Regions from separate parts of the Homo sapiens genome. Here all the other regions are linked to region 6. The links are chromatin loops, found by intact Hi-C in ENCODE. Cell type or tissue: Caco-2. All regions are shown on one strand.

Region 1 (5,000 bases), 220 kb before region 6:
AAAGCATTAAAATGTCAAAGTAATAGTCACACACACATAAGATTGTATATATCCCATTCTCCAAGATGTGTGGTACACTTCAAGGATAGGCTCCAGTCCATCAAAAATAGTGTGGCAAATCTGAAAATTATGTCATCTGAGATAAGCTTTCTTGAGGAAATTCATTCTTCAATGTCCCTTGATTCTAACTTAATGCTGGCACCTCATGTTATTGTCCTCAGTTTACTCATGGCTCTGCTTCCAATTTGAGGATTAGCTCTCTGGGTTCTTTTGGCAGTTCTTCTTGGACTGGTAGCATAACCATGCCTCCTTTGGGCTTCTCCCCAGGGATTTAGGCTTCTATTTCCTCCCTGCTCTATCTCTATACACCTGCACATACGTATCTGTGTGCTGGCCTTCATGGCAGCTTTAGTCGAGTAAGGTCCAGACTTACCCCATTTTTGTTTTAAACTCAGAGGGATGAACCAGAAAAATCATACTCCTTTCTCAATCCTGGGTCTACTTCCACTACTTATCTTCATTTCTCTTGTTTGGCTGTCTAAATGCATGTTTCTAAGGAGACATGGGGGAGGTGTGGAGAATATATTTGTATATTTATGTGTTTTGGAGGACCAATTATATAATTCAGTCATTTCAAAGAGAGATGTTATTCTGCCAGTTACCAGTTAGTTCCTACCCAACTTTTAAAACCCACTTAGGTCTTCTTAAACTGTTCAAATGTAAATAGTAGAGCATTAGGATCAGGAAAAGTATAGAAATATATCCAAGCAGAGGAGTTTGCTCGTTTTCAGAAGAATAAAATATGATTATCATTGTTGTACATATATATCTTGTTGGACACACTTTTTTTAATACCTATTTCATACATCAGAGGAAATGATATTTGATTTGCAAAAAAACACACCCATATGTCAATGAAAATGAAAATTCAGAGTCACAAATTTGGTCAAAGAGATACAGTAGTCAGTGCTTTTAAAGATTTTAAAAGTGGTCTTCAAGCAAAATCTGACACAAAAACTAAAAATGTGGAGCTGCTTTGATGGTGATCATGGTTGCGGGGTGGCAGGGGGATTGAGAGAAGACCTAATTGCCACCTCCAGTAATGGCAGCTAAGTCACCCCTTCAGAGAGCTGAATCCTCTTCAGATTGTCACTTGAAAACTGTATTAATCCAACCTTTTCATTTAACAGAAAAGGAATCTGAGGCATAGGGTTTAAGTGACATCACCAGAAATTCCCAGGTAATTTGTGGCAGAGACTTCTTAAATCCTACATTCCTCATTAACAGACTAGGAGTTCTTGCATCAAGACACATCAATATATGTACATATTGATCATAATATAAATATTGCATATTATTATGTACTATGATTTGTATGAATTTTATGGAGAAACAGTGTTTTCAAACTGTCTCTCAGTTTCCAAACAATTTGCAAACTGTTGATTTCTGAACCATATGAGTAATTTAAAGTAGCCTAGCCCATCCAGATATTTGATCAAAAATACTCCAGGATCTAGAGTCTCATTTACTGTAGTTCTGAATTAAATCATTCCATGGATGGTAAAGAAAATATAAATAGCTCCAAAGATCTTCTACATTTCTTCAAAGCTTAAGTTGGCTGCTGCTTGGCAATTTTAAGCTGATAAAGAATAAAGGCCACCCTATTTTAAGCTTTTTATCCAGTTAGCTGTTTGAAATGATTTCACAGTTCAGGCAGGGAGGCGAGCTGGGTAAACGTATCGTTCACAAATAAGTTCTGTAGAATCCAGTGTGGAAATGGAAGAAGGTAGAAGAATGTTTGGCCTTATGACAACTGTGGAATTTGAGTCAAAAATAAAAGTATGCTGGTAATTCCCCATTGCTCAGGGAGTGCCTGCCCAACCCTGGAAGTTATTTCTTTGTGTTCTGTTTTTAGAGGTTTCTAGCTCTGTTCTAAAAAAGAAAATATTGAATGCCATAGTAGGGCACTGAGTCCATCTTGAAGAAGAAGAAGAGCATAACTCTGTAATCTTTCTTGCTAGTCACTTCCAGTTGCTTTTTTTTGCCTCTGGGAAAAAAATGACAGATGCATGGATTTTCTTGCTTGTGGAATGGTTTCTTGCTTGCAGACTCCTTAAAGCAGAGAGGACACATTCATATTTGGGTTCCACGTTGTTGGTTCTCTGTGCAAATTAATTCTCAAGTCTAATAGCATATTCCCTTTATGATTTCTATGAAATCGTTATCCCTGCCTTGATTCACTGACTCATTTTATGCTATCAAGATGTAAACTCTTTGAGAAGAACATCCTCCTATCTGAGTATGCAGGTTTAATTTTACTGTCACAGCACACGTGTACAAAGTCAGATACAACCGGGAGAGTCATCGGCCCTCAAGATAGTCATTAGTCCATTGCAGGTAAGAGTAGGGCAAGATGGGAGGCAGTTGAAATTATTATTAGGGGTGAGGTATTGCATCACTGCAGACATTATAAAATGCTTCCTATGTGGAAGGGTGTAAACCTAAGGTGCAAAGTCCATGGACACTGAAAAGTGGCTGGGCTGGTTTAACAAGATGGGGCAGTGGGAGGAATGCACAGATTGTATTTAATCTCTCCTTTTATTTCCATTTCTCCCTAGATATCAACTCTTTCCTAACTATCCCAGTCCTTTCACCTTTAGGAATTTCCCTTTTATATTCTACCTGATAGACATTGGACTCCGGACGACCAATTCTCCCCTTTTATATCTTTAGTTAACTCTTACCTGCCCTGTCCTCTGCCAGGAAAGTATTAAACTATTTTGGGTTAAAGTGCTCAAGTGCAGCAGTGCTGAAGTATAAGCTGAATAGGCTTTAGAATCAGGCAGGCCTGGGTTCTATGATTTCCCTTGTATTTCCTATGTGGCTTTAGGCAAGTTATTTGAACTATCTGAGTTTCAAATTATCAGTAAAACATGGATAATAATGTATAGCTAATAGAGTCATTTTGAAGATTAAGTGAGATAAGATATGTAAAGGAGCTAGTATTCAAAAACTTAGTTTCTTTTTTTCCTTTCCATTTTACTACCAATACTATCCAAAATTTATAGATTATCAGAAGTTTTAAATATCTGAAGTATCTAATGGTGGAAATTTTGAACATGAAAGACATCAATGAAGTGATTTCCAAGGAAAATTCCTTTCTGAGAGCTTTTCAATGATGTATTTGAGTCTGTTTGTGTGTTAAGGAGTATGTGTAGGCACAGAGAGTATGTTGACTATCTTCTGATTAAGACTTCATTTTTCCATGCTTGCCTTTGCCCCAGGATGATGACTCATTTATAATCTTTATCACCTGGCTCCTGCACCCTCTGGCTTTTAATTAGGCTGAGCCTTTAGAGAACCACTGCGAAAGATCTAGATGTTTTTATTTCCCTTGATAGCTTATGGGAAGTTTGCCTAAGGTGGCACTGCTGCTTGAGGCAATCAAGGTTCCCATGTCCTCCTGCTTCCTGGTGTGCTGGAAAACAGAGGAAGGAAAGAGACTCTGCCAGATCCCCTAGGGCTGCTGTGCTCTCCTTGGAAGGTCGCTTACCCTTTCAAGGTGAACTTCTCCACATGGCTCTCTCCCAGTTTCAATAACTTCTTCCCTGTGTCCTTTTGGACTTAGGGGTGTTAACTCCTTACCAACTTAGCATTCTTACACTACCCATTGTGATTCTCCTACACCCACACCTCTGTAAATAGTCTTTTTGTAAATACATCCTACTCAAGTTATCCTGATTTGAGTGTGCTATCTGTTCTGTATTGGAATCCTGATTTATACACAACATAAACAGAGTGGAATCAAAGAAGAGGACTCATTCCTGTAATGCAAGTTAACAAGGTTAGTAAGTCAGGCTTCCAAAATTTATTATGTTTTCTAGGACATGTTTTGATTTGAGGTGTGTCTGAATAACAATCATCATTGTTTAAACCTCCTGTATGATCTTGCTGAATGCTTAATGAATGTTACTTGGAAGGCAGGATCCAAAATCATGGGAGAAAGATGAGAAAATAGCCACAGGAGGAAAACAGATGTATGGAGTGCACTTTCATGAAGATATTCAAATACAGTTGTTGAAATAAATTTGCATTTTTTTAAACAATTGTGCTCTTAATTATGATGAATTTCTCTTCAATTTTTCTGACCTCAGTGCTTTATCTGGGTTATAGAGTTTCCTTAAACCCCTTAGTCTGCATACTGGAAAAGTCGCACTTCAGACTACTGGAAACTAAACAAATAGTAGGAAGACATCATCTGCTAATTCTATGAGTCCTCTTCTTCCTGTTGCATCTGGCTCTTTTAGATTTGGTTTTGAAGAGACTTGATGAGGCAAGATTAGACAGAAGAAGAAATTTCATGAACATTTAGGAGCCCAGAATGATGGTGGCATTGATGTAAGGCCATACCAGGTGTGGTCTCTTTTTGGCCCAATCTTAAAAACCCAGCCTTCAGACAGAACTTATTTTTTTTAATATATATGAAAATGGAGTCCAAACAAGAAACTTTTATTAGGCTAAAGAAGAATTCTTATTTTTTAACTCTCTTGGCATTTTTATTTAACAAAAGACTAAAGAATGTGGCAAAGCAACATTGAAAATACCAATTTTTCCTCTTCCCAAGGCTTGTAAACTTTAATTTGAACTTTAAATACCTTTTCTACTTCATATTACTCATTTGACAGCAATTGTTTTAAGATACGGATTCGTCTTTCCTGGCCATCTTCTATTTGTTTAACATAATAATATACTTAAACCATGCATGTTTCACAGAGAATTGGCAAGATTTTAGATATCTGCCGTTTGATTGGTGCTGCATTAACCTAGAGTATAACAAGCCCGGTGATGGATGTACAAGTGTCTACACTCATTAAACTTTGTATTTGCAGAGCAAATAAGTGCAGTTATGACACATATGTGAACACAGACGGACAGAATTCGCTTTTTTACTGTGTGGCCAGTAATACAAAATAATTCAAAGAGAAAAGATTCGTTTCTAC
Region 2 (5,000 bases), 74 kb before region 6:
CTGAAGTCATGCCCTCTCTTGTCTTTAGTCCTTTACACATGCTTTTCCCCTACCAGGAGGAACTCTGCCTACGTGCTTTTATAATATAGTTTTTTATTCCAGCACTTATCAAACTGTTTGGAAAGTTCTAATGCACAAGTCTTTATTTTCCCTGGGCATGTTCTCCATGAACATGAGAACTACATTTTTCCTTGTTTAATCTCCAGCATCTAGCAGAGTACTAATCTGTGTTATGTGCCTAATATACATTTCTGAGTGCAATAAATGAAAGAGTGAGGAAACAAATGAATACACGGAAGAAATGCATATAAGATTAAAAAATATGTTAAGGTTATCTACGATATGATGAAAATGATGATATATTTACATAGGAGAAAAGTCTGAAAAGTTTCTAAAATGTCAGCATGACCAGGTGAGTGATGAGACTGGGGTGATTTATTCTCCTACCTATATTTCTAAGTTTCTTTAATGTACATTATTAATTTTATAATATTTCAAAATATTTGGAAAACTGAAGAAAAGCACAATATAAATATAACTGGTGAATGCACCAATATCATTAAATATGTTGATGCTCTTAATGAATAGACATATTTATAATTGCCTTTACAATTTCTGTTAAATGAGAGAACATCTGGGAGTTACCTGAAAAAAAAAAAACAAAACAAAAAAACAAAAAAAAACAAGGTAGGAAATCAAACTCTGCATACGTAGATTTCAATTTTATTTTCTTTTTCTGCTAGGTATATGAGTTTGAGATTATATCTGTCCTTCACTTGTGTGAACAGGCAGAGTTAGACAACAAAAAGCCTCCTTGTCAAACAGAAAGGTATAAACACACTAGATTGCACAAGCAGAACCTGACTTCCTTTCAGGCTGATCCATGTACTTAATGAAGGACACGTGAAAACTCAGCCGGGAACTCGACAAGTCTGTACAGTTCATCCTATGTGAAACTGACTTAAATATCTTTGTACGATTCGAAGAGTTATTTGCCTGTGGGCTCTTCTAAGAACGATTTGAAAATACGAGTTATCTACTCATGTACAATCCACCAAAATCTTGACATCTTGAGATATCCCCGTTTATTCCTGTAGGGATATTCCAGAAGCCAGAATGACTTTATCTGCTTAAGAACATGGATAATATCAATGAGACAAAAAGAGCCAGATAAAGGTTTTCAGGTTTTATACAGCATGCCTCCTTCTCAAGATACTTAAATATTTTAGAAAATATGTTTATAAATATGTCAACTAGGATATGAGTTCTTATCCAATTTGATTCAAAACAGACAGATTTATATGAAATTTTCACTCTCTTGTTCTCTTAGGGTTTTATAATTCAGTGCCAATTATTGGCTGGGATCCAAATCTTTCTCTCTGCCTATATCATGTACTAGACTAGTTGGTTAAGCATATACAAACATAAAATACCCCTCTCTTTTAAAAGTGAGCATCCAGCCACACTTTTATAACTGTTACACACGTTAATAACCATTTGTTAATAAACACTAAGTGGTTTTTGACAAAAAAGCTATTTTTAACCACTTTAAATATTTTGAAATGAACTACTTCTCCAATGGAGGAATGTAGAAGTTTAAGTGAACTTAGAAAGGAATGTGGCATTTTAAACAGGTACATTCCTTCTTTCGTGATTTAGGTGGCCTTTAGATAGAATGTAGGTCACAGTAAGAAAAAACACTGCCTTTTTACTTAAACAATAATTAAGTTCTAGCCTTCCTCGTAACTTGACCTTGCACAAGTCACTTAATGCAGAGTCTGCTGTGTTCACCTTTAAGATGGGACAGTGACATCTGTTTTTCTCACTTTACAGGATGAGTGCAAGGATAAGTGAATTATTGTAGGCGAAAGTGCTTGGCAAGTAGTTAAGCCCTATAAAAATTTCAAGGCAGACATGATGTTAGCTATGTCAACAATAGCTTGTTTGGATTTCTTCAGCTGGATTTTTTGCTTTGCCAGCTTGTTTTGGCTCAGGCAATAATTAACCTAGACCTTAACGAGAGAGTTGGACTTGGAATAAAGACCACAAAACAGATAAGCAGATATGTATTCCAAGTCTTCAGTGGTCAGAAATAGCTGCCACCTGGGTAGTTCCAGGACATTTATTACCCTATCTTGGACTTGGCTGGAAATAGGTTACCTTAGATTCCCATCCACCCACTGTCTTTGTGGGGGATAGCGTGAAGAATTCTATATGTGCCTATATACTAGATACCAAGCAGCCTTATAAAAATGGCTTGGGGTTTTACATTTGACATATATGCCATATATATGTATGTCATATATATCATGTATATGATATATAGTTTGTCTCTGTTCCCACCTAAATATCATTTCAAATTGTAATCTCCACATGTCAAAAGAGGGACCTGTAATACCCACATGTGGAACTGGGGAAGTAATTGGATTATAGGGGTGGTTTTTCCCATGCTGTTCTTGTGATAGTGAGAGAATTCTCATGAGATCTGATGGTCTTATAAGTGGCAGTTTTTCCTGCACCCTCACACTCTCTTATCTCTCATCTGCCACCATGTAAGATGTGCTTTTGCTTTTCCTCTCCTTCCACCATGATTGTAAGTTTCCTGAGGCCTCTCCGGCCATACAGAGCTGTGAGTAAATTAAGCCTTCTTCCTTTACAAATTATCTAGTCTTGGGTATTTCTTTATAGCAGTGTGAGAATGAACTAACACAGCATATCTATCTATCTCCTGAACCTTACATTCCATTAGATATTGACATTCCACTAGATAAATATGATAGATGTTATACCTGTTTTATCACTAAGGAAATCCAGACAGTAGAAAAGTGACTGCTCTAAGACACCAAGTCAGTTGTTTATTTTTGTTGTAGATGATCTTGGGTAAAATGGAGGGAGGATTAGACTTCAAATGCCTAAATTAAAATAAATTTTCTTATTTCACACTGTATTACAGCTTTGTGATTTTGCAATATTTTCACACATTTTTTACTGTGCTGTCCCCTTTACCTGTCTTATCTAACTCCCTTCCTTACCAAATACCTCTTTTCCAGCAGCAGGAACATTACCTTCTCAGAGAAACATTCCCACCTGTGGTTAGGCCTCCTACCTGCACTCATCCTTCGAATGAAATAAAGCCTTGATCATATACCATTGTTTGTTGGTTTGCTTCTGACTCACCCACTGCTCTGTGAAAGCCTTGATCATTCATAGAACAAAATGCATAGTGCATAAATAAATGAAGTTTCCATGTTACGAGTAACAATGTAGATTTGGTTCTTAAGACCTAGCTATAGTTTCTGCTAAATTACCAACACTGGTTAGCTCTTCTTTTCCCAACATTTGTGGATATTCCCAAATTTTTACATACTCACTGTTGTCTTCAGTAATAATCTTAATATAAGCAGGAGGGGTTTTCAAGGAGTTTTAGCCTGATTATCTATATTTTACCTTTACCTTTGTCATTTAGACTAGCTCCCGAATTATGATTGGACAGGGTTTTTTTCTGTCTGTATTCTTGAGGTTCAATCCCCAACTTCAATATTGCACCCAGATTTTTACTTCTGTATGCCTGTGCCAGAATCTTGGTTGGCATGCCAATTTCCTCTCACCGTATTCTCTCTGATAAACTTTTTTTTTTTTTTTTTTGTTTTGAGACAGAGTCTCGTTCTGTCACCCAGGCTGGAGGGCAGTGGCGCGATCTCGGCTCACTGCCAGCTCCGCCTCCTGGGTTCATGCCATTCTCCTGCCTCAGCCTCCCGAGTAGCTGGGACTACAGGTGCCCGCCACCACGCCTGGCTAATTTTTTGTATTTTTAGTAGAGATAGGATTTCACCGTGTTAGCCAGGATGGTCTCAATCTCCTGACCTTGTGATCCACCTGCCTCGGCCTCCCAAAGTGCTGAGATTACAGATGTGAGCCACGGCGCCCAACCAAACTTTTTTTTAATATTCTAAAATTCTTCCAGGAATTTCCCCACTTTTGTATAATATTTTTTTCCTCTCACTCAAGCCTAGTGGTCATGGGCTTTGCTTTCTAAGAAAATATTTTCCTAATGCTGATTGTGTCTCTTCCTTTAGGCATTTTAAAATCTAATCTATGCGTGGATTCTCTGTCATCAATTTTATATTGACTAATTTGTATTGAACTTCTTGAATGCCTTCCCTTCTATTCCACACGTTACCTTTTTGCCTAGACTATCTTTGGTCAGTGAATGAAAATAACCACACTGATCTTTAGAGCCAAAACTCAAGATTCATCTTCCCAGGAATGTTTCACAATTCACACACTGACTTTTAAGTGTATCCTTTGTCCACAGGACTTTATTTATTCCGCCTAGATCCTTGGACTTGGCCTGGCAAGTTTAGCTTACTTCTAAATTCTCTTCACCCCAGCCATAACACATTCATATACAGCAGTACATCCACTTATGGAGCATGCATAGAACCAATAGCCTACTTATAACAATGGGAGGGAAATAATATAAAAATGTAGGAAAATTTTCTTCCAGAGAATCTCCTTCATTTTTAAGTATATCTGAGATCAAATAATTAATCCCATCAAATAGTCTCATCTGTGTGATTAGCAAAATTCATAAAAATAATACTTCATTGGACAATTTAGGTTAGTCATATGTAAATTGATCTTTCAATTATTCAAATAGTGTAAATGTACTATGAAATAATTTTTAGAGGGCAGTTTAATAGTTTGACTTACTAGATTCAGGAAAATAAATTGTTGATATGACATTAAAATACATATCTAAAATAATTATTTGGTATTAAGTGTATTCTGTACCTACATCAGTGAAGAAAGTGAATTCACATAATCTTTTCAATCACAAAGATACATTTTTACACATGTAAATACCCCTTTTGAGTCATCGTAGAGAAATAAAATGTATTTTTTGTGGTTAACTTAAATTTATATTTCTATTTTAGGAACTTGTTTAATTCTATAAACTTCTATAATTTTTCTTATCTAAGGCTAAAATGTTTTCTGGG
Region 3 (5,000 bases), 98 kb after region 6:
GTTGGCTTTTGTGATCAATTTCATAAACCTCGGAATCTATTTTAATAAACTGAATGATATAGAATGAGCTTGCCCGAACCATGGCCCACAGGCTGCATATGACCCAGGATGCCTTTGAATGTGGGCCAACACAGATTTGTAAACTTTCTTAAAACATTATGATATTTTGTTGCAGTTTTTTAAAAGCTCATCAGCTAGCATTAGTGTTAATGTATTGTATGTATCGCCCAAGACAATTCTTCTTCCAGTGTGGCCCAGGGAAGCCAAAAGATTGGACACTCCAGATATAGAATAAAAAGTGTTTTATTTTTTGCATTTTAAAAATTCTTCTGGGCGCGGTGGCTCACGCCTGTAATCCCAGCACTTTGGGAGGCCGAGGCGGGTGGATCATGAGGTCAGGAGATCAAGACCATCCTGGCTAACACAGTGAAACCCCGTCTCTACTAAAAATACAAAAAATTAGCCGGGCGCGGTGGCGGGCGCCTGTAGTCCCAGCTACTCAGGAGGCTGAGGCAGGAGAATGGCGTGAACACGGGAGGCAGAGCTTGCAGTGAGCCGAGATGGCGCCACTGCACTCCAGCCTGGGCAACAGAGCGAGACTCCGTCCAAAAAAAAAAAAATTATTTAATCCTGTATCATTATTAGGAAAACTTACTCTTGTTGGTACTATGCTACAAGTTCAATCAGTACCAATCACAATACACATATCAATACTATAGCACCATCACCACACTTTCCCTTTGTTAATTTTTTTTTCTGCCTTAAAATGTTGTGGGTTCTTAACAACTGAATTTAAAAACAAACCAACAAGATTTTGGGGAAATACTTAACTTTTTCACATTAACTATAGTGTATTTGCTCCCTATGGCTTAGGAAGAGATTGGCTGACAGTTATTGGAGACTGGCTGGGAAGCACCTGGCTCTTGTGTATCTCAGTGAAAGTAGAAAACCAGGCTGCCCAATGTTAACTCTCTTTAACTCTTTTCAAGTTTGCAGGAAAGCTTTAAAAATCTTTCATTTGCTCTTGATTTTACCCAATGCAATTTTATCTTTTATAAGACCAATTTTTGTGTACTTAGTGGATAGTAAATAAAATGTACGACCATATTTCCATTTATTAGGAGAAAAATAATTATGGATTCTAAATCACTCTTCCTAAGGTCACACAATCAAAGGCAAAGGCTTGTATTTTTATATTTATTTAGGGGAAACTTTATTCAAAGCAGGGGATAGGAGAGTCAACAGAACAGACACCTTTTTCCATCGGTCAGCAACAGTTCATGCAGTGGTTGCTCCTTCCAATTTGAAACACACTCTTTCATTGTTTGGTCTCCCAGACCACAATTTGCCTTAATTGTCTTCCTAATTGTCCTCTCCTTCCATATTGCCTTCGCTGGTTCCTTATTTCCTCCCACCTTAAACATTAGATTATCTTCAATGGTCACACTTTTTTTTTCTCTTCTGTCACTAATTCCCTCAGTTATCACTCTTTTCCAATGTCTGTATTTATTTATTTATTTATTTATTTATTTATTTATTTATTTATTATTTTTTCGAGACGGAGTCTCACTTTGTCGCCAGGCTGGAGTGCTGTGGTGCGATCTCAGCTCACTGCAACCTCCGCCTCCTGGGTTCAAGCAATTCTCCTGCCTCAGCCTCCCGAGAAATTGGGATTACAGGCACCCACCACCACACCCAGCTAATTTTTTGTATTTTTAGTAGAGACGGGGTTTCACCATGTTGGACAGGCTGGTCTTGAACTCTTGACCTTAGGCGATCCACCCGCCTTGGCCTCCCAAAGTGCTGAGATTACAGGCGTGATCCAGTGCACCCGGCCTCCAATGTCTTTAAATATCTTCAATGCACTGATAACACTGAGTCCTGATCTCTCTTCTGAACTCCAGACTTAGGTATCCAGCTCAGCATTTCCATGTCTAATTGGCATCTCAATCTTAACAGGTTCCAAATTCCTTGTTTTACCCCCAAGACTTGCTCATGCCACAGCCCTTCCATCCCCATTTTAGCAAATCAAAACTCTGTTCTTCCAGTTGCTCAGACCAAAAAAAGGAATCATCCTTGGCTTCACTCTTTACCTCATAACCCCACTTTCAGTCAGTCAGCAATTCTCTTCAGCTCTAATGTCAGATATCATCTGGATTCTGATGACTTCTCTTAACTTTTATCTCTAATCAGCAGCCATCAGTATCTCTCCTAGGGGATCACTCAATAAAGCAGAGCTTGTATTTTAATTCAGATTTCCTGACTTCTAATCCAGGGCTCATTCTAAGCAATGGGACAAAATGAAACCTAGCTTACCTCCCAAGGCTGCCCTGCACTGGACTCTTCTAGAAAAGCCAGGGATACAGAGTGGGTTTTAAAACATCGCCACATATCCATGTTTGCCTTTAAGCAAAGGCTTCTTAGAGATTCAAAAGGAGTTGCAACATAACAAGATAAGACACGCAAACTGCCTTCTTTTTTTTCCTCACAGAGATAAAATCAGTATCTTTAATCCATCAATGCTGTACATAAGTAGTGTCAGAAATGAGTGCACAGACAGCATTGGAACTTTGTGTTCCCAAGAATTCATTTGGAGTACCCTCTGCTGGGGAGCCAGACTTCAGAAAACAAAGACTAAAGTAGGAATGGAGGGAAGGCTTAGCTCTGCTACATACCCACGAGTAAGAAAAGAATCCAGGCAGCCGAAGCATTTGGGGAATTCAGCTGCCTGGGATTATGGGCATTAAAACCCCCTACCCTCAATCACTTCCATCCCCACCCAAGCACACAAAATTTTACCCGAAGATGTTTGTAGCAGCTGTGAAACTGTCCAACTATTAGAAGAAAGAGTGGAGAAATGGGAGTCTCTGCATATTTTATGTCCTAGTTAACAATAATTTACTTCTTTTATGGAAATTTAAAATAATATCTTCTCAATATTCAGATTGCATAAACCCTGGAGATGTAAGACACTTTTGGATTAAAGGTTTCTATGTAGGAATGGTTATATTCTAGTGATAAATATTTCCTCATATGGAATTTAAAATTCTTTAGCTACTCCATCACTACCTTTCTCCCAGTTATTGCTAAGTCATCAGTATGCTGGAGTGGAGGGGTGTCTGGGAGCTTCCATATGTCACATGGAATACAGAAATAGAAGGATGGTAAGACATAGGCCACAAGTAGATTACAGTGCAGTGGATATAGCTGGAGGAAAGAAGTACTATGTAGATCAAATGTAATTCATTTTGATACTTGCAATACTACACATCCATTAGCATACTTTTTACTTTTTTTTCCTTGTTAACAAGTTAAATAACTGTCTTCATTATGTAAAAGTGGCAACAGACAGAAAAACCTATATTCTACCTCTAAGTCTCTTGGTTTTGTAATTCCAATCTGAAATTGTGACCTTTAAATATGTTACAGTCTTATTGGGTTTCAAAGGGGATGATGGAAAGAAATGGCACTTGTGGAATTTCTACTGTGTGTCATTCTCTGTATCTTACTATTTCTATAATCGTAACCTAATATAATCCTAATAGAACTGTGTGAGGTAAATCTTATAACCATCTTTTCATAGCTGAGGAAATTGAGGCTCTGAGAATCCACAGTATTGTAGCTAGTGAGTGACAACAGATACCATGCTCTTCTTCTGACACAATGTCACTCAGGTAAGGAAGATGAGGGGTCCGGGGAAGCAGGGATATCACAAGCCTCCATTTTCCATCTCTTTCTTCAGGGGAGATCTCAAATAATTTTTCTTTTGATAGTTTTCATAGGCAAGTTTACAAGACCAAAAGAGAAATCTAAATTTAGTGAGGATGAAAATTATTTTTCTTGTTATATTTATCCACATATTGCTTTTTCTTATATCTGTATATAGATACAACACTTGCAAAATTATGTAATATTTTTCTTTGTGTATATTGTTTCAGTTATCTTCTCTTTTTGAATTTGAATTTGGAAAAAAATGTGTATATGTATGTCCCACAAAACACATAACACATTTACTGGGTCAAGATTGTGGCAGAATGATGAATCATTGGATTTAGGTTCATCAACCTTATAAGATGCTAAATTATTTTGTACTTTTCCTCTCTCTTTTTTTCTAGGCTCTTCCATTGCATAAGTGGTAGAATGGTGTAGAGTTTCTCCCCTGTACTGCAGTTTTTGATTTATCATTTCTTTTATCCATTTGAGATAAGCTGCCAATTCATTTGAAAGTTATTATGAACACAGACATAAAGTGCTGTCTTCAGCACTCAGTTGTATGCAATCAACTATAATGTCTGTTAGAGTGTTCATTTGCTTAAAGTACCTAGGAAGTATGATTATAGGTGATGGGGGTGTGGTATCCTCTGGGCATATCAATAATATTGGTTAACAGCTCTGTAGTTACAATACTACCCTCTAATGGCACATCGAAGTATGCCCCAGGATATGTGGGAAGATTTTCTCTGCAATCTTTTGGAGGAAATGTCTGAAAACAAAATTAGAAAGATTATTCCTCTGAAGTCTGACAGGTTATTCTATAAGAAAAACGTGCATCTGAATAATTCTCCAAAATTAAGATAATATTATATGAATTTGTCCTTAGTCTGCTGTATATTTTCCCAACAGTCACTTCGAACATTTTTGGCCAATATAGAGAAAAAATATTATGAAAAACAAAACAAAATAAAGAAAACTTGGCTTATTAGAATTTCAATTTCCTAATTCTTAGCTAGATATGTTTTCTGATTTTAAGAATTTATTCTTTGCAGTGCATTTATATTGAAGTGAATATGGAGATTTGAAAAATATGAACTTGAAACTGTTTTAAGTAACAACCCATGTTTGAAACATTTCCCAGTGTGAGTGACAAGCAATTAAATCTACTTTGCATAAACTTGAACTTGATGTGGAAACCAACTGATTCTTTGAAGTCCTAGAAGAAACAAAAATGAGCTGTTTAATCTTTTGCTGCATGCTGTGGTTCTCTGGAGCAGCAAAAACAA
Region 4 (5,000 bases), 170 kb after region 6:
TTTGCCCTCTTCATAGTCTCTGGGACAACATTTATACCCATGGGAAAACACTTATTATAGATACTTATACATCTTAATTTCTAGGTCTAAATTGGGAAGATGTGTGAGGAAAGGTGGGTCACATTCATCCCACCCTCCCTTCTTTAGAAAGCAGAAATGCATTCCTTGGACGATTTGTAAAAGTCTAGTCCTTCTATTTTCATTTAAACAGGGAATTGGGTTAAGGATTTTCTCAGAATAATCAGCTTTTAAATAAGTGGCCTCTTTTATTAAGTATAAGCTGTCATTTGTGTGATAGAATGTGCTAGGGGTGTGTAGGCAATCAAACTTACAATAAACCAGATTCATTTCAAGAATCTCTCTAGTTAACATCTATATGAACCAAGAAAAGACACTCTACTAATACATACCTATATCTTCCCAGTGTGTTATTCTGACATTTTCTTCAAAATTACTCTTGTTTCTATCAATCTGCCTGATTCTGAGAAATGAAAATGGAAAGTAGCTATAAAGAAGACATTAAAATATTTAGGTCTTCACAAAGGGCATTTTCTCATCTCCGATAAACGTGCCCCAAGTAAACCCCTGACTTTGAATTTGTTCAGTATCTGAGTACATAGTCAGGACAAGATGATGGCAGATTATAAGCCCCAGCTAGGCTTTACCAGAAGTCTCTCCATTCTACGGCTTTCAAACTAGTGGAAAAGGGAGATTCAAGTGCGCTAATAAACATGATGGACAAATAGAGTGTTACACAGTACAGCAAGTAAGAAAATATTTGGTTTATAATATCTACAGGTTTAAATATTTGATTCACACAATGATGTCCTGAATATGAGAATTCTGATTCTTATAAGACTGCCTTAGAGACTAATTCACAGAAGCATAGACAGTTGTCCAATGGAATAAAATTGCTTTGAACTAACATACCATTTAGACTTTGACTTTTCACAGGGTATAAGATAAGCTTGATAAAATTTTAATTTAGTTTTATTCTCATGAAGTCACAGACTAGGTAAATATATGAATTTGAGTAAATTAGCATAAATGAGAAAAAAGGCACACAGAATGGCAAGCATATGGAATAAGTATAGATGAATAGGTAGCAGGAAAGAAACAGGAACAACAAACAACTTGGTGAGAAGAAAAAGAACAGTTCAGAGACTAATCAGGAGAGGTACACTAACAAGTTAGTTTGCACAAAAACTGTATTAACAGAATCATTACTAGAAGTGAAGCAAATGCAGAAATAAGTTGTATTTCTTTTATAATTTATAATTGGTATTACTACCTGTTTTGACTGTAAGTAGGATTTAATTTATAGAGGTGACTGATTGAAACCCAGTGAGATTAATGCCACTCAAGGGAATTTTCTTACTCATAGTCTCCAGGAAAAGGGGGCATGCCACACCATACAGGGCCACATGGGGAAGCCCCAGGGTCATTCAGGAGGCAGAGGAGTGAGGGAAATTATGGCCCAGAGCCTTTATTGTGGTTTCCATGAGAAGACATGAATGAGGCAGTGATATGGTTTGGCTCTGTGTCCCCACCCAAAAGGGATCCGATCTCAAATCCTAATCCCCACCTGTTAAGGGAGGGACGTGGTGGGACATGATGAGATCATGGGGGCATTTTCCCTCATGCTGTTCTTGTGATAGTGAGTTCTCAAGAGATCTGATGGTTTAAAAGTGTGTGGTGGGTCCCCCAATCCCCCTCTCTCTCTCCTGCTGCCATATAAGACATGCCTTGCTTCCCCTTCACCTTCTACCATGATTGTAGGTTTCTTGAGACCTCCCCAGCCATGTGGAACTGTGAGTCAATTAAACCTCTTTCTTTATAAATTACCCAGTCTCAGGTAGTTCTGGATAGCAGTGTAAAAACGAACTAATGCAGGGAAGGTAAATTTGAGTAAACATAGGATAGGATAGTTGGAATAACTTCAGTGGACTCTCCCCAACTATCCTATCCTATGTTTACCCAACTTACTATTGAGTACAATTTACAGTTTACTACAGGGAGAGCTCCAGTTGTCCAGCACCTGGCCCTGGGGTGACTTAGGGCAGAGGAAATATTGGCTTGGTGTAAGAGAGTTAGATGAAGGAGGTGGTTAGAATATGGACTTTGAATTTGTTGGTTTGTATATGAAAGGCATGCTCACAGGGGAGTTGTTTGCTAACTCTGGGAATTAAGTAGCCCTGGGAGGGGCAGGTTCTCATTGACCAACAAGGCCCCCAAGAGGTCAAAGGATCATAAAATACAGAAAACAAAGAACATGATTATTACCCTACCCTAGTTTACATAGTTTTATAAGGCCCTCTTCTTAAGTACTTCTTAAGTTACTTAATATATCATTAATGTTAAATATTATCAAAGACATTTTAAAACATACGTTATCATTTTCATGTAATTTTTAAATTTACAATTGGGGCTAATATGTTCATCTAAGTTTACAAAATTTTAAAATGTTTTCTGTTAGCTTTCAGATGCTTCCATCTCATTCTTCATTACTACAACCCTTTGCACAACTCAGACCATCATTAGAGCTCCATTTTATTTTAAAATACATAAATCTAATAGATTCCCATCCAAAATACATGAGGAACTTATATAACTTAATAGCAAACAACAACAAAAGAAAACCAACGCAATCTAAAAATGAACAAAGGACCTGAGTAGACACTTTTTCAAAGAAGACATGCAAATGGCCAACGGTTATATGAAAAGGTACTTAACATCACTTCTCATTAGAAAAATGCAAGTTAAAATCACAATGAGATATCACCTCATACCTGTTAGAATGGCTGTTGATCAAAAAGACTAAAGGTAGCCAGTGTTGGCAAGGATGTGAATCACTTGTGCACTGTTGGTGGGAATATAAATTGGTACAGCCATTATGGAAAACAGCATGGAGAGTGCTCAAAGAATTCAAATTCTTCTATATGACCCAGTAAACCCAAACGAAATTAAATTAGCACCTCATAGAGATAACTGCTTTCATGATCATTGCAGTGTGGTTTACAATAGCCAAGGTATGGAAACAACCTAAGTGTCCATCAATGGATGAATCAGTTTAAAATCATGGTTTATATATAAATGAAATATTCTACTTTAAAAAAAGATGAGGCTGGGTGTGGTGGCTCACACCTGTAATCCCAGCGCTTGGGGGCCTGAGACAGGCAAATCACTTGAGGCCAAGAGTTTGAGACCAGCCTGGGCAACATGGCGAAACCCCATCTCTACTAAAAATACAAAAACTAGCTGGGTGTGGTGGTGTGCGCTTGTAATCCCAGCTACTCAGGAGGCTCAGATGGGAGAATTGCTTCAACCCAGGAGGCAGAGGATGCAGTGATCTGAGATTGCACCACTGTACTGCAGCCTGGGCAACAAAGGAAGACTCTGTCTAAAAGAAAAGAAAAGAAAAGAAAAAGATACTGTCATTTGGGACAATGTGGATGAACCTGGAGGACATTATGCTAAGTGAAATAAACCACACACAAAAATGCTGCATGATCTCTCACTTATATGTGGAATCTAAAAACTGTCAAATCATCTACCACATGACTGTGCTAATCATTTCATTATGTATATCAAAACACAGTATACACCTTAATAAAAATAAAAGAAAATAATAACATACAGGGTTTGACAATAATGACAAGTATTATGAAGGGGAGACAGTAATTTAGGTAGAATGTTAAATATTAAGCTGTATTTGTGGGAATATCAGTCTTGTTAATTGACTATACACTGATTTATTTTTAAAATGTATAAATCAAATCAGTATAAGAGAATTAATACCATAGGCAGTTTTGGTTCCATTTTTTGTCTTAACCCTAGAGAATATTAGATAAAGACAAATATAAGTCACTTTCACAAACCAACTTGCATAAGCACACATACACACAAACAACATGAACATACATGTCACATGATGTCAGCTATATCTATTTTGAATTCAATGTTCTTAAGTAGAAATTCTGCAGAATGTCTTCCAAGATTAGGGTTACTATTGAATAGGATCAAGTAAAAACATTTTTGAAAATTGTCATGGGTTTGAATTTTAGAGAAAATATCACCTAAGACATTTATTTCATTTTCATAATACATTAATATGTACTAATTATATTTTAATATACATTTTTATATTTAGTTATAATTTTATAATATAGCCTACCATAGAATTGATAATGCTTTGCTGAAAAAAATTAATATATTTATGATAAATACAAAATTTCATTTGGAGGCATAATATGCTGGGATGCAATTAACAAGACTGATATTCCCACAAATACAGCTTAATATTTAACATTCTAAATTGTCAGTGAACCCAGGAGGTGGAGGTTGCAGTGAGCTGAGATCGTGCCACTCTAGCCTGGGTGACAGAGTGAGGCTCCATCTCACCAAAAAAATAAAAATAAAAAGTTTTATATCAGAAGATTTATTAGAAATCTCGATTCGATGAACTACCTCAAGAAATATGTATCCATTACCATAAGTCATAAATCCTTTTACATGTTACTAAAAACATATATGTTCAATGGTTTAATTTGAAGCACTACTTTAGTGCTATAGTACATTAGGGTGGCTGGTTTGTCACATCCAATGCATGAAAAAAATGTGAGAACTCATTCAAACCTATTAGGAAAATGTATCATTTCTAGTGCTTTCTAAAAGCGGAATAACTTAAGTCTAGTGTTAACTGTGCTTACATGCAAGGGTATAAATCAAACTTTTTTGGGGAGGTGGAAAAGGGTGGTAGTTGTTCCTATTAGCAGATCTTAGTATTAATAATGATTTTGTCTCAAAATTTTCTGCAGAGTAACTGTGGAGTTTAACCACCATGCTTTCAAATTTGAGAATTATGTCTACAAATAACTGAGCTAAATTAAATTACTGCCATCTGTTATTTTGCTTAAACTACTTCATGACTGTCTCAGATATCAAATGTGGGAATTTAAATCACAGTTGGAAAAATGAATTTTTTAATGTTTTTGCTATCT
Region 5 (5,000 bases), 380 kb before region 6:
GAATAATGCCCCCAAGGTGTTCATGTCCTAATCCTCAGGACCTGTGAGTGTGATATGTTACAAAGCAAAGGAGAATTAAGGTCGGAGATGGAGTTATGGTTGTTCATCAGCAGATCTTAAACTAGGGAGATTATCTGGGATTACTGGGTGGGCCTAGCGTAATCACCAGGGTCCTTGTAAGTAAAACAGAAGCCAGACAGAGTCAGAGGGATGCAGCATGGGAAAGACTCAACCAGCGATTGCTAGCTTTGAGGATAGAAGGAACAATTACATATTATGTAGTTGCAAATTGCTAGAACGAGGATATCGAACATTCCCAACACAAAGAAATGATAAATATTTGAGATGATGTTATGCTAGTTACCCTAATTTGATCACTATACATTGTATGTACCCCATGAATATCTACAATTATTATTAATCAATTAAAAAATAAAATTAAAAAAAAAGAAGGTGGAAGAGAGTCCCCAGCAAAGGAATATGGGCAACCTCTAGAAGCCAGAAAAAGCAAGGAATAGATTGATTCCTAGAGCCTCTGGAAAGGACTATAGCCCTGCAATAGCTTGATTTTAGCCCTGTGACTAAATTGTTATTCCAGATTTTAGCCCAGTTACTAAATTAGCCCCATAACTCATTTCAGACTTATGACCTCCAAAACTGTAAGATGATAAATTTGTGTTGTTTTAAGCCACTAAATCATAGTAATTTGTTACAGCAACAATGAGAAATAAATACAACAGTGCAGAACAAGCACAGATTAACAATTCGAATTAATAGGTTAAAAAAAGATGCATTTTCTTACACTCTCAAATCGTAAACATGCGTAAGTTATGTTTTGCACAAGTAAACAGAAATAAATCTTGATAAAATAGCATGGGTCCTTATATTTCCCTTTTAGGTACCAGAATCTTTACTGAAACAAAGTCCAACACCCAAAAGTGAGGGAGGAAGTGGTGGAGAGGGAGAAAGGATGAACAGAAATGGGAGGGACAAAGAGAAAAGACAGGGAGAAAGGGGAAAGAAAAGGGATAGGAGGAGAGGAGAGGGAAGAGAAGAGAGGGAAATCATGGAGGAAGAAATGAGACAAGTAAGGAGGAGAGGAGGGGGAAGAGAAGAGAGGGAAATCATGGAGGAAGAAATGAGACAAGTAAGAAGGAGGAGAGAAGAGGAAGGGCAAGGGAGAGGATAGTGTGAGAGGGAGGAGAGATTGAGAGGGAGGAGAGATGTATTTTTTTACTTGGGTATTTCTGAAATAAAAAATTACTTGTCGAGAATGACTGAATCCAAATTCAAAATGAAAATTTCATGTAATTATAAATGAGTCAACTTTTTAGTATATCTATCTATCTAACTTATCTATCTTAGCTATCTCTATCTAGAGACAGATTAAGATAGAGAAAAAGGGACAGGAAGAGATAATATGCTGTTTTATTTATTATAAAACTTTAAATGTTATACAATATCAGACGATATCAATGTCTAGTTCTAGATCTCCTCACTGTGTCTAAGAGACTGCTGTTTCTAGCCTGGTTCAATCTTCTGTACTCTCCTAAGTTCAACTGCTCCTCCTTTTATATTTATGGTGGAGTATCTGCTACTTGTTTCAGGACGCTTATTAGTTACCATGAAAAAGTTTTTGGGTCTTTGTTTTTTAGATTCCCTTACTGTATAACTGACATACAGACTTCAAGAAGACCCTATTTTCCTCTAGTGTGCCCCAATGTGTCCGTCTGCTTTCTCGTTCATTCTGTGAGAGAGTACTTTCTTGTTCCTTTTTCCTACAGCTAGCTGGAACTATCTCTCTCCCTCTCTCTCATTCCCTGTGTCTTCCTAGCTGGAGCTGCACACACTGCTGCCTGTTTTCTGCCTGCCTGTTGTCTTTGGCCAGTTTCTGAGAAGCCATCTGCTCCCATCTGGTGGGAAAAGCATCTTACAGATTAGAGTTCAAACTGAAAGCAGGTGCTTACTTGGCCAATGCAGTGATGTTTCTGATACAGCAGCATTAAACACTCCCTTTACATGGTTGTGCCTGTTTAACTTCCTCATTCCTGATGTCAAGGGAGCTAAGACTCTATATGGTACAAAAGGGTTTTTCTGTCTTGTTTTCAAATCTTTGTAAGTGTGTAATTGCTTATTTTAATGTAATAATTAAATAGAGAGAGGCAAGTTAGACACTTCAGAACATAAAGTATAAGATGTGAAGGCTGAAGTTGGTCTTCCAGCTGGTCTCCTTTCCATCTTGATACAAGTTAGTAGATACAAAAATCAAGTTAAATCTAAATTTAAAGGCGCATGTTAACTTTTTAAAAATAAGTTAACTTGCTACTTTTAATCAATAAATTAATGAAATGACTGAATTCTTTAAATGCACTCAATTCTATGGAATTTAGTTGATCTTTAAGGTATTACTTACCAAACTATTAAAAAACTATGAAGACATGCATTGTCTTACATATTTCATATTTCATAGTACTATATTTGATGCACTCGATTAATGAGTTACCATGAATTGTTAGCCGGTTGAATCCTAAATTGACAACAAAATGGTAATTTTTAGTTTAATCACTAGATGGCAGTAGCTTACAATAATGCATGAAAAAACTAAAGTATTGCGGTTTTCAACGCTCCTTTGTAGAATATATTAACCATATTGAACATATTTTAATCAGCCTTTTTTCTTTCTTATTCTCCTTTGACAGTAAGGGATGGGCCTTAATCAGTGTTTCTCTTTCTCTCATGTTGGCAATTAAAGTTTTCTCCATGTTATATGAAATGCTAAGCTAACAGTTTTAGGTATTTGTGAGACTATAACTGACAAAACGTTTCCATAATTTGCTGCTCACTTATTTGAATGCCTACTAATTGAAATATATTTATGAAGTCAATTATTTTCAATGCCTTTCGGCCTCCCTATATGCAGGTATGTATATGCATGTAATGAGTACATGCATCAGCATTCCCATTCACCTGGCTTCTAGAAAAAGACAAACCAGGGGAAGTGAGACAGTTCAATTTTAGCACAGGGCAGAACAAATGAAAACAATGGGAGACTGACATGAAATTTGAACTCTTTATGTAAATGCATCAATAGTTTGTGTGAGAAATAGGAAATTCTAATCCAATATTTGGGGCTAATAAATAAAATCAAGAAAATAATTTCCCTTTTTTTTTCAATTTCCTCATCCTGAAAAGTCTTTATATTGTATTTTTTAAAGTTTCTTATATTGAGCATATCTACTATTACATTTCTATAGGTAAGTTAAAAAGTAGAAAACATATTCTGTTTATTTTTGCCCATTTTTAGTGCTTGCATAGCAATCTTTGTGTGTGTGTGTAATTTTTTTATTTTACAAATACAGAGATATAGAAATAATGGGTATGATTTGGGGTCATCTTATGTTGTGAAGCATTTGAATGCACATCTCTTAACCTTCTGAACCAGATCCAAAACACGTGAGATTCTAGTACCTCTGTAAATATCTGTAAGTGTTACTGGTGCCCTTGAAAGAAGAGTGATTTTCACATAAGGTCGCAGACACCAGCACCTTTTCTCTTTCGGAGATGTAGATGAACAGACTTACATCTTCATACTTTTCAAAAACAGAAAGTATTGGAGCATGGTGATGTTTCCCCTGACAAGAAACTACTCATGGACACCGTGCCTGCGATAACAAAAGATTCTCAAGTCAACAGGGAAAATTAATTATCATTAACCTATATGTTCTGTTAATCATCATTCCTCCTGCTCTTGACTTTTTATTTTTTGTTTTATTTTCAAAAAGACAACATAAGAACACATTTGGAACTAAAACCTTCTTTCACAGCACTCTTAATTATATTTCTTTTATTCCCCCTCTCCCCCATCAGATCCGAGTCTCCCAAGGCAAAGAGCCTGTTCACCTACTGAGTTTGTTCAAAGACAAACCGCTCATTATTTACAAGAATGGAACATCAAAGAAAGGAGGTCAGGCACCTGCTCCCCCTACACGCCTCTTTCAAGTCCGGAGAAACCTGGCATCTATCACCAGAATTGTGGAGGTAATGTCATGCATTCCATAAAACATGCCCTAGTTATGGACTTCCCAATGGACCTGAGCCATCAGCAAATATTAGACTTTAAAAACTTGGCAAATAAACTCCCTTCATTCCTATAATTAATCCACTGTTCAAAATTTTAAAAACATTTAAAGCAGGAGAGTTGAGTAAAAAGTAAAACTCCAGATACCAGGCCTTTCGCAATTTTCAATTACATTGAACCCAAACAGATAAATTTTTAAGAATACTGTCACAAATTAGCTGTCAAAAGCGTGAGGCTGCTTAAGCTCCATCTTGAAAGGCCTTAGGTGGATAGATCATGGGTGATGGTCAGGTGACTGATCACACTGGAGACATTTGAGAGGGAAGGCCCTCGTTTGCCCAAGTGTAACAAATATGGGAGGCATGTCCCACCACACTGGACCAGAACCATAACTGAACTGGCCCCATGAGCTGTTTCTGACAGCAGCTGGGATCAAACCCCATGCCATGGTGCCATAAGATAAGAAGACCTCCAGGTATAGACAAGGCCAGCCTGCCCAGGTTTTTAAATGGCTAAGTGCTTTCACCTTAGGACAATCCTGTCACCCCAGTCACCATTGAAATCCAGGTCTTCCACATCACCCTTACGCTGCCTGGCATGCTCTGCATATCAAGCCTGGAGCTGTCCCTCAAACTTGCCCTCCATACAAGTCAATCAGCAGACCCCTTAAACTTGGGTTGGTCATCTCATCCCTCCACCTGCAACTTCTTCTCTAAGCCTCCCTCTCCCTGCACCTGATTTCTCTACGACTGTCCTCTGAGGACAGATTCCCTGGCAGCCCTCTCAAGTGGAACTTGTGTTTTCCCAAGACCCACTCACCATGGCCTCAGGGATGGGGCTGGACAAGTTCCCTCCCTGCTCACCCTTACCTCTTTGATTTTATCTTGCCTCTCTCTTTTATATCAGACTTTCCGTCCTCTAG
Region 6 (5,000 bases):
AAGGACTGTTGTTATTTAAGGAATGCAAAGGCTCAAAAGTGAATATTCTTCTTTTTCTCTATATTTTACTTCTTCCTTTACCAACCTGATAAAACCCTCACATTTTGGGAAGAATGTATTTAGTTCTAAAAACAGGCTTTGCAACGGCTAAAGGACTGCTTATTTTGTGGATGGTCCTTCTGTACAAAGAACTGTGTGTTACTACTAGTAACACAATAGTCCAGCAGGTAATAGAAAACTCATCAATAGAAGGAAAGAAAATGGCAGTAGAACTGGAAGATAATCTGCATTTTATGTCAAGTGCAAAGGCAGCCCTGTTCAGCTATGGTGTTTAGACCCCTGAATTGCATCTGGTGGTACGTCTATGGCTTCATATACACATAGGTTGGACCTCCTTTTTTATCTTGTATTTGAAATATTTATATTAACAAAGAAAAGAAATGTGAAAAATAACTAGCTTAAAGCTGTCTAGAAAGATGTCTCCTTTCTTCCTTTCCTTTAAATTGCATTTCCTGGAACACCTGAGAAATCCAGTAACTATGTATCCACACCATAGAGCCAGGAATGAGCGTTACAGAGAATGATGATGTCTTGAGTTTATTATAGCCCAACTCCAAGAAATCTAAACTTCATCCATTCTTTAGATTATAGATGACATTTCAAACTCACAGCCATAGAACAGAGAGTGTGTTCACAACTGCACGGAATTGCTTGTTATGATGATGGAATTCTTTACATCTTAAAAGACGATAAAAGTTGCCTAATTCGTGTATGATACAATAAACTTATTTGCTGACATAGCAAGTCTTACATAATAACCATGCTAATGATAGGGGAGTGCTGGGAAGGAAAGAGCATGGTCCCTTTAAATTATATGGAAGGGGGAAGGGAAGTGCTGGGTAAGAGAAAGGCGGGTCCCTGGCTAGGGCTCCACCCCCACGGGCCTAGGTGAAGACAGCCACTCCTGCTTTCCTGCCCAAATGTTGCATTTTCTAGGACTACCCTGGCCCACCATGCCCCCATCTTGATAAAAACCCGAGACCCTAGTGGGCAGACACACAGAAGCAGCTAGATGTGGAGAGGAACACATCCGGGGAAGAAGACACAAGTGGCTGGTCATTGAGAGCACGCCAGCAGACGAGCACGCTGATGGGCACCTGCAGGCCATCGACCAGCGGAAGGACATGGAGTTTGGCTGGAGCAGTCAGAGAAAAGTCCAGCCACTTGGTCCAGGGGAAAACCATCTCCCATCTGGCTCCCACATGTGCTGAGAGGTACTTCTACTCAATAAAACCTTGCACTCATTCTCCAAGCCCACATGTGATCTGATTCTTCCAGTACACCAAAGCAAGAAATCCTAGGATACAGAAATCCCCCTGTCCTTGTGATACGGAAGGGGGTCTAACTGAGCTGGTTGACACAAGCCGCCTATAGATGGCCAACTAAGAGAGTACCCTGTAACACACACCCACCGATGCTTCAGCTGTAAACACTCACCCCAAGACACTGACGTGGGGTCGGAGCCTCACAGCCTGCCGTCTGTATGCTCCCCTAGAGGTTTGAGAAGTGGGCAATGAAGAAGCAAGCCAGTCACCCTGTTGCACGCCCTCCAAGGGGGACAAGGGAACCTTTCCTGTTTCACTAACATTCTTCACAAACAGATTTTGAAAAACATCCATTCAGCTAAAATGCATATATCCTTATGCTAAGAAGGTGGCAAGATATTTTGAAATAAAAATTTAAAAAACAATGATTATATTTTAATCATTGTGTTACTTTAAAGCACCGATTAACAAAGCTTTGCCAGGTTGAATCACTCATCTTTGACTGAATTTCCATTTTCAAGCTGTTTCTCACTGAACTTTGTAACTTCACATGACTCACAGACTTCAAAAGCCGCCTTCATAATTGCTTTTCTCTCCAATACATTATATATGTACATTACATATAAAATGTCAAGAAACAGATATTAAAGGACAAGATTTGAAGATCTGAAGTGAAGAAAATGAATCAGTTAGTGATATTGCACAGATTATCTAGTTTGATTTACATAGATTTTTTTCAATGTGATTTTTGTGATTGCTTTCAATGAGATCCATACCTGCCAGTCCTGGGTGACCTTTCTCTCTTTTTCTTTGTGTGGGAGCCTCAGCTTCTCTAGCACACAAAGGTTGTGTGAGGCCCACAGAGTGTGGAATGCTTTGGATAATGGGAGAGCAGTCTAATCAATTCGCTACTGATAGGATGAAAGGGAGACTAGAGAGGCTGCTTTTGAAGTTGTCTCCTTTGTGGATCTGAGTCATCCACAGCTGTAGGATTCCAGTCTGTTTGTTTTAAGTCTTAAAGGAGGAGCAGGAACACCAAGTTTTACATACCATGTTTATGTTCTTCTGCCAGTTTGAGTCCTATAGAGCAAAGACAAATCTCGGCGTGGCATTTTTAGCTCTAAGCCAAATGTTCAGACGCCCACATGCCTTAACTTAGTAGGCAGGAGAAGGAACACACCTTATATGTGAAATTGCACAAGATAACATTTATCATCCAAAATAAAACTGGTGTTGCCTTCCTGTTCCAGCTTACCCACCATTGGGAAAATAATGAATTTTCTGGAGATAAATAAGCTCCTTTGCTTGCTTGCTTTCTATTTCCCTCTGTCTCTTTCTTCCTCTTCTTTTTTTTTCTTCCTACCCAAGGTGAAAAAATGTGGCTCTAAATTTTCACAAGTAATGTTTAGGGCAATGACTACCTTTGTTTTCTGTTTTCCTCTTTGTGTAAATTGGCCAGACTATAAAACCACAAAGGTCTTAAGGAAATAGAATCTGAACTCTTGAGTTTAGGATTTAGCCCTGCCTCCTTACTGTGTGAGAAGCTTACCCTGCAGCAGTTTCCACAGGGTTTCATTTCTTCTACCTTCCTAAAGTGAATTGTCTTCCTTTAAGGAGAGATATTTACAAATATATTTTGCCCCCTTTTTAGGGATTTAAAAATTATTTCTTGATTTGAGTTTCTGTGTAATAAAAAGATACCTTCTAATATTAAAAAAAATTATTTACAAATAGCCAAATAGTATGTTTAAATTTATTTTTAAAAAATATTTATGTAGAATATTTTAAAGAAATATTTTAAAGAAGTATTCAATATTAAATATTCACGCAGAATATTAATATTTTTGGCAAATTAATTTAAAGATTACTTGCTTTGTTATGTTTGAATTAAGGATTGACTGTATGTTAAAATTTACACTGAGTTGAAATATGTGTTAGGGTATGAAAAAATGATTCAGTGAGCTAGTATTTGTAATTCTTGCATTTTGCACTTAAATTCATTTTTAAAATAATTTCTTGATTTTTATTTGTAAATGAAAAGATAAAAAATGCTAAGGCTACTTTCCAGTTCTTGCAAATCCAAATAACACATTCTGGGCAAGGATAGAATAGTTTTTCAATAAATGAAAGACTAAAATGAATACAGTACTTTTGTACTCTCCTATGTTTTTGAAATACAAGAAATAACTAAGAAATAAGCTAAATAAGAAAATTGGTGAGATGAATGCAAATTATGAATCTGATAAATCAGGAGACACACTTGCAAAATTATTATTTGTATCTGCCCCATTAATTTGCACTTCAATATCAATGTTTCTTACGTCCGCAAGCAATGGTCTACCTTGGGTGGAAAGTTCACAATATATGACTTGGATTAAAACAATTCAAAACTGTTTTGTTCAAAATCACCATGGAAGGCCATCTATTTCAGCTCAGCCACTGAGGGCCTGAGTCAGGAACAAACACATGTGGCCTCTTCTAAGATCTTACACATATTCACTCCAGAGCCACTCAGGTGCTCAGTGCAGCTATTTCAAATGGGAACGGACATAAATGAATAATTGTAGTTGATTTAAAATACATATATATCAACAGATCTAATTTCTTCTGGTACAGTTTTAGTCTTGAAGTTCTGGATTATCTTTCTAAACTTCCTGTGAAGTCTTACTCAGGCAGTGCTAAGGTAGGAATTATGATACTTATGATACATTTGTCACCTAAAGTTTTGTCTTGCTTTTTAAAAGCTGTGGTTTGGATGAAAACAACAGGATTTTCTTGCTCCCTAGATGTAGGTATGTATCATAGATATTTTGTTTTTTGGATTAAGTAGCTGCTTTCACTGTGAAAATTTAAAAAAAAATCTCTCAAACCACAAACAACCCCCACCACAAAAAAAACACAATTTTCTTATTTTCTAGACACAGAGATAGTTTTAATTTTGATGTATATCTACTTATTCATTAATTATTAAATAATATTTTACAAAAAATTGGGTTATTAATATCAATATGGTTGGCAAGGTGGTTGATTTCACGTGTTTCCATACCACATGATTAAAGTGATTATTAGTCTACACGATGTTTCCGTTTGCATTTTTTCAGTTGTACTATTTTCATGATATAGCTATACCATATTTTTATAAGCCTTTTAAGTTGGATATTTAGGTTGATTTTTCTTGTTTTTCTTTTTTTATAAATAAACCTGTAATAAATATCCTTATGGATATAGATCTACATATTCTTCTCATTATTTGTGTTTTTTTTTTTGAAAATGGGATTATTTGATCAAAAGTAATTCACATTTAAAATTTTTTTCACATGAAATGTGGTTGAGGGATTTGGGTTCAGAAATGACATGATTGAACTTAGCATTCTGACTAATCTTAGGACTAATCTTAAATCTAATCCCAAAACTAGCATTATTTGGGATAAGAGCAGAAGCAGAGAGTCCAGTTAGGAGACCATTGCAATACCATGGAAAGAAATGATGCAAGTAGGACACAAGTAATAGCGCTGAAAATAATGAAATTTGGTCAAATCCTGAAGCTAAAGCTGATAGGATTTACTGAAAGATTGTAAGAGGGAGTGAGAGGAAGAAATAGTGAAAGATGACTCCAAGGGATTTTTTTGTATTTGAGTAGAATGTGCAGTTACCATTAACTAGATGAGAAAGACA

The links. Peaks named below come from ENCODE experiments on the same cell type or tissue, not always from the same donor. Only the 100,000 strongest peaks of a DNase experiment are listed, where the experiment ranks them.
Region 1: a loop joins it to region 6, with 6 times the contacts of the local background. A loop is called at or near these places in 3 of 110 quality-filtered maps.
Region 2: a loop joins it to region 6, with 5 times the contacts of the local background. A loop is called at or near these places in 3 of 110 quality-filtered maps.
Region 3: a loop joins it to region 6, with 5 times the contacts of the local background. A loop is called at or near these places in 3 of 110 quality-filtered maps.
Region 4: a loop joins it to region 6, with 8 times the contacts of the local background. A loop is called at or near these places in 2 of 110 quality-filtered maps.
Region 5: it touches region 6 in a loop (6-fold over the local background); 2 of 110 quality-filtered maps call a loop at or near these places.

What each region holds. Positions count from the first base shown.
Region 1 is chr7:12,798,889-12,803,888 of GRCh38, forward strand. No RefSeq gene overlaps it. Among named protein-coding and RNA genes, the nearest start is that of ARL4A, 110 kb to the left of the region's middle. In Caco-2, no CTCF peak of the experiment used is centred here; a DNase peak (open chromatin) is centred at 2,543.
Region 2 is chr7:12,940,861-12,945,860 of GRCh38, forward strand. All of the region lies in intron 1 of LOC105375158 (a long non-coding RNA gene), which reads left to right. Among named protein-coding and RNA genes, the nearest start is that of ARL4A, 260 kb to the left of the region's middle. In Caco-2, no CTCF peak of the experiment used is centred here; a DNase peak (open chromatin) is centred at 1,971.
Region 3 is chr7:13,112,919-13,117,918 of GRCh38, forward strand. No RefSeq gene overlaps it. Among named protein-coding and RNA genes, the nearest start is that of ARL4A, 430 kb to the left of the region's middle. In Caco-2, a CTCF peak has its summit at 4,416 (motif pointing left); no DNase peak of the experiment used is centred here.
Region 4 is chr7:13,183,244-13,188,243 of GRCh38, forward strand. No RefSeq gene overlaps it. Among named protein-coding and RNA genes, the nearest start is that of ARL4A, 500 kb to the left of the region's middle. In Caco-2, no CTCF peak of the experiment used is centred here; a DNase peak (open chromatin) is centred at 2,068.
Region 5 is chr7:12,636,480-12,641,479 of GRCh38, forward strand. SCIN (scinderin) reads left to right here. Exons shown (of 16, transcript NM_001112706.3): 11 at 3,868-4,038. Among named protein-coding and RNA genes, the nearest start is that of ARL4A, 49 kb to the right of the region's middle. RefSeq lists a silencer at 3,885-4,179. In Caco-2, CTCF peaks have their summits at 2,583 (motif pointing right) and 2,797; a DNase peak (open chromatin) is centred at 3,992.
Region 6 is chr7:13,015,301-13,020,300 of GRCh38, forward strand. All of the region lies in intron 1 of LOC105375158 (a long non-coding RNA gene), which reads left to right. Among named protein-coding and RNA genes, the nearest start is that of ARL4A, 330 kb to the left of the region's middle. RefSeq lists enhancers at 1,317-2,516, 1,826-2,441. In Caco-2, no CTCF peak of the experiment used is centred here; DNase peaks (open chromatin) are centred at 1,001, 1,511 and 2,201; H3K4me3 peaks cover 1,824 bases.